Linked DNA regions of Mus musculus: region 2 is linked to region 1. A link is a loop called in an ENCODE intact Hi-C map of the cell type or tissue named here. Cell type or tissue: left cerebral cortex. All regions are shown on one strand.

What was found. A loop is a pair of places that touch in the nucleus more often than their neighbours do. Peaks named below come from ENCODE experiments on the same cell type or tissue, not always from the same donor. Only the 100,000 strongest peaks of a DNase experiment are listed, where the experiment ranks them.
Region 2: it touches region 1 in a loop (30-fold over the local background); 6 of 42 quality-filtered maps call a loop at or near these places.

Annotation. Positions count from the first base shown.
Region 1 is chr10:90,234,329-90,236,828 of GRCm38, reverse strand. All of the region lies in intron 9 of Anks1b (ankyrin repeat and sterile alpha motif domain containing 1B), which reads right to left. Among named protein-coding and RNA genes, the nearest start is that of Anks1b, 360 kb to the right of the region's middle. In left cerebral cortex, a CTCF peak has its summit at 1,349 (motif pointing left); no DNase peak of the experiment used is centred here.
Region 2 is chr10:88,390,574-88,393,073 of GRCm38, reverse strand. All of the region lies in intron 1 of Gnptab (N-acetylglucosamine-1-phosphate transferase, alpha and beta subunits), which reads right to left. Among named protein-coding and RNA genes, the nearest start is that of Gnptab, 13 kb to the right of the region's middle. In left cerebral cortex, no CTCF peak of the experiment used is centred here; DNase peaks (open chromatin) are centred at 475, 681 and 1,373; H3K27ac peaks cover 278 bases.

The sequences.
Region 1 (2,500 bases):
CACAATAGCCTCTCAGGGCCTCCATGCAGAGACTCCCCTGCTATAAGCCCGTCCTCGGTGGCTTTTCTTAGCTGTAGAGGGAGATTTCACAATCCTCTCACTAAGGTATCCTTTATAATTCTAAAGCTGGAACCATGTGGGAAACACTTTCAAGTTTTACCTGCCTACCTGATACAGAACCTGTCCCCACTGAATTGCATTTACAGAAGTGACAAAAGCTGGGTTGGGTGGGGTCTTTCCCAGAGAACATCCCTCCCTGTATTCTACCTCAGAATATGCCTTCTTCCCATCTCTTTCAGTGCAAATCTTGGCTCCAACATTAAATTTCCTGATGCCCTTTTTACTTCAGTCTGTATATTTTGTATTCCTTTTCTCTACTTGCTCTATTGCTTTGTAGATCTTCACAGAGTGTTTAATAATAGCCATGCAACAGAGTCAATATTAGGTTGTTTTGAAATCTCCACCAAGGAAATTAACCCAAAACTTTTCAATTAGCAGATTATTAGGTCATAGGCAGAAAACAGCACTATTCTTTGCCAAAATATCCCAAGAATGGTCTCTAGCCCAGTTGCTAACATTGCTCCCTGTTGAAATCTCTTGATCTGGATTGCTATAGCGACCATTACTCTCAGCACCATTGTCTTCCAATGTCCTACTCGGATAATCCATTAAGCTTCAGTTATAGCATTTAACTGTCTCCTAGTCCAAAGTCTCAAAGTCTTCCCCATCCCTCCAAAACAGCATGACCAGGCTAGTCACAACAATGCCTCATTCTGAGCACCAACTTCTGCCTTAGCCGCATTTCTATGGCTGTGATAAAACACCACTATAAAAAACAACTCGTAAAAAGAAAGTGTTTAATTCAAGAAGGTCAGAATTCCTAAGATAAATAGCTGAAAGCTCACATCTTGATCTATAACCATGAGGCAGAGAGAGGGAGACCAGGAAAGGCATAAGTGCTTTTGACCTTCAACGGCTGCATCCAATGACATGAATCCCTCAGCAAGGCCACACCTCTTCATCCTTCCCAAACAGTTCCATCAAACTGGGAACGGAGCATTCAACCAAATGAACCTATGGCAACCCATCTCATTCCAACCACCACATCATTGGTCTTCCTCCCACCCATGCTTGCTCTGGTAATGCAAGCTCCCTCTACCTTCCAGTATTCAAAACCAGATTCATCTCTATCTGGTCCAGATTCTATATTAGCCTGGAACTTCAAGTGCTTAACTTCACTTTCTAGTTAACCCTACGACAACATGTTGTTTCTGTATTCAAGCTTTTCTCTTATACAGCAAACACCACAGATTGGGCCATGCATAGCATCATTTTATAATGCGATCTAGTGCCCTCTTCTGGCCTGCAGGCATATATACAGGCAGAAAGCTATACGATGTATACTTAATAATAATACATAGAAAAGAAAATCCAGAACCCTCCTTTAAAAACATAAAATATAAAACCAACCATAATCCAGTTATTACAGGAATGTAAAGCATTATACAAGCCTGATATCAGCAAAAAGAGTTTCTCTCTTAAGCCATGACCATGAATGCTTCAACCTGCAAATTATAACTCCAATATGACACCAAAAAACACCTCCCTATCAGATTTTATAATTAATTTAAGGTAATAATTTTAGAACTACCATACAACATCATTGTGTAGAAGAATACCCCTTCTTTAGAATACCCTGTTAAACTCTTGGTTATCTGTGGAACATCGTGTCCCAAGTCTCCCTCACAAATGGGAGAGAATCACACCACGCATAGTTTGTGCTCCCAAGGGTGGAGAGTTCAGCCAGAAAATCAAACCCAAGCGATTCTGTTTGTGTCTATAACAAACATTTACCAACAGCTTGCAGATTTTCCATCCCAGTTGTGTGGACACAGAGACATTTGGTTTCAACATTTGCTTGGGTAATTGGGCCATGTAAATGCTTGCTTACTCTGCTGTGGCTTTACAAAGAAGATTTATGCATTAAAAATTCAGCTAAAAGGTTGTATAAAATAACTTCTTAGGCAACGATTAGGCACTAACGTAGTCCTACTGAAGTCTGTATTTTACTGAAGCCTAAAGACTGCATATTAAAACTTAAGGAAGCAAAGCATTACAAAGTGAGAGAAAATAAAAGGATTGCTTTACCTGAGACTGCAAGAATCACACTTAAAGTGGGAGAGTGGAACTGGTAAGAGAGAAGAAAATATATTACCAAATTTCCCACCTAAGTGTTCAGTGATTTGTGAAAGGTAAGAATATAAACAGAAATAACACCAGACCTCATAAGGAAAACAGGTTGCCACTTAGGATAAACTTCTCACTAAACTTTGTATCATGAGTGTACAGACTTGGTCTCAAGAAAACTGAAAACCGTGATAAGGATTAATCAAAGGTTCTATAAAAATTCATGCTCTTTAGTATGTATATTATAATGAGTATGCATATGAATTACCCCCACCCCAAAATTGGCCAATGATGACTCTAGCAGATGATATGG
Region 2 (2,500 bases), 1.8 Mb after region 1:
GGACCTGGGTTCAATTCCCAGCACCTACATGTGGGCTCACAACCATCTGTAACTCCAGTCCCAGGGACTCTGATGTCTTCTGACCTCCAAGGGCACTAGATACACACGTGATGACTTACATACTTGAAGGCAAAACACGCATACACATAAAATAAGTACGTCTATCAATAAAGGGTAAGCAGGCAGTAGTATTGAGGTAATACTACTCAAGGAGAAAGTATTAACTAGAATCCTAAAAGAAGAAACAAACTTAGAAATCAAGGTAAAAGCGGGCCACGCAGCTTTCTGCCTGATCACAGAATGCCGTGTCCTTTATCTGGATGGCACTTGGTCTGTAGGATGCCTCTGAGATTCTTCTTCTTGCTTAATGTGCTGCGTGGATGAATCAACCACAGGCTGACTAATCACCTCCTAAAGATCCTGCCATCTGCATCACAAGATTGGAACAAACTGTCCCGAGACTGGAGAAATTTAAAATGGCATACTGTGAATAATACACATCATCCACTATGAACACTGGCTTGCTGCTTTCTAGAAGGAACTAGAGAAGACATCTACATACTAGTTTATAGAAGTGTAAGCCATAGTAATAAAGGACTCGCCCCTCTGCTATCCCAGTGACATAGTATAGCACAGCCAGGTAGTCCTTGTGAGCTTTTCTGCTGTCTCCAAGGGAACACTTGACAGGCATCAGCTGAGAGGGCGTCTCCCACTTCTGCCAGCATGAGCGTCACAACTAGAAGCACTCCCCAGAGGGGACATATGGCACTAAATTAGTAGTTATTGGATGCTTTCTACTGAGCATTTTGCAAGGTGCCGCCTTGTAGACATCTGACACCTCATTTAGCCCACCTGTCATCACTAGGCTTTGTCACAATCTGCATCTCAGTGAGGGCTTCTATTGCTGTGACAGGAACACCATGACCCAAAGCAACTTAACATCTCATCATCAAAGGAAGTCAGGAGAGGAACTCACACAGGGCAGGAACCTGGAGGCAGGAGCTGATGCAGAGGCCATGGAGGGGTGCTGCTTACTGGCTTGCTCAGCCTGCTTTCTTATAGAACCCAGGACCACCAGCCCAGGGATAGCACTACCCACAATGGTCTGGACCCTCCCACACTAATTGATCTCTAATTAAGAAAATGCTTTAATAATACCAGCTTTAGAGACATTTGTTTTCCAATGGAGGCTCCCTCCTCTCTGAGGACTCTATCTTGTGTCAAGTTGACATAGAAACAGCCAGCACAGTCAGTGAACAAAATGAAGTTTTGATGCCATAGTATTCCTTCAACAGATGTTCACGGAACACTTACCGTTAGGGACTGCGAGCGCCCACTGCCTATTTTGCTTACTCTTGTTGATGGAGGTGTTAGTGGAGGGGCTGGCAAGCCTGCAGATGACTGGGTCTCCTGCGTGTTCCTCTCCTACGCACTTCTCCACACCCTTTCACCAGTCTAGACCAAGACTCCTGCAGATTACCATGCCTACCGCCACTCTCACAAGCTCTCTCGGGATTTCTCAAATCTTGTACCTGCTAAGGGGCCCTGACAGGTTTTGTTTCGTTTTGTTTTTGGTTATGAGGGCTGGGTTATCATCATTTAGCTGTACTCCTGGGTCTCAGGTATTAGATGCCAATACAAAACAACCTTTAATGGTTTATGCAAATCCCCAGTGCTGGGGGAAAGGTCACTACAACTACACTAGTCACCCTTATAGGAGCTTTCTCTCTAGCCAAAAGGGCTTTCACACCACACACACACACACACACACACACACACACATACACACACACAAACCTCACTTGTCTATTTTGTGTATGGCAGAGGCGTGTGAGTTCTTCAGCATATATGTAGAGAGCAGAAGAAAACATGTGGGAATCTGTTCTCTCCTTCTCCCGTGAGTCCTGGGACTCACACTCAGGTCACCAGACTTGGTGACAGGCAGGCACCTTTACTCACTGATTCCTTCATGTACCCTTCTTGATTGTTCTCCCAACATCACCGCCTTTACTCTGGTTCTTTGGTTGGGAAATGGTAGTTTCTCAATATCAGCACCACTGCTGTTGGGCCTGGATAATTCTTTTTTTTTCCTCCTTGGATATTTTATTTATTTACATTTCAACTGTTATCCCCCTTCCAGGCTTCCCCTCTGGAAATCCCCATCCCACCCACTCCTCCCCCTGCTTCTGTGAGGGTGCTCCCTGCCCAACCCATTCCCACCTCCCCACCCTGGCATTCCCCTACACTGGGGCATCCAGCCTTTGCAGGACCAAGGGCCTCAGGCCTGGATCATTCTTTGCTGCCGGGATTGTCCCGTATATTAACAGAATCCCTGGCTTCTACACATTAAAGACAGCAGCAATATTTCATTCCATGCCCAGCTAGGACCATCTAAAATGTCTCCAGATGTTGTGCAACATCCCCCCACCCCCACCCCGGGGGAAATATCACCACAAACTGAAAGTGAATGCCCAAGTCAGCTCTGCCCTCCTCTGTCCTG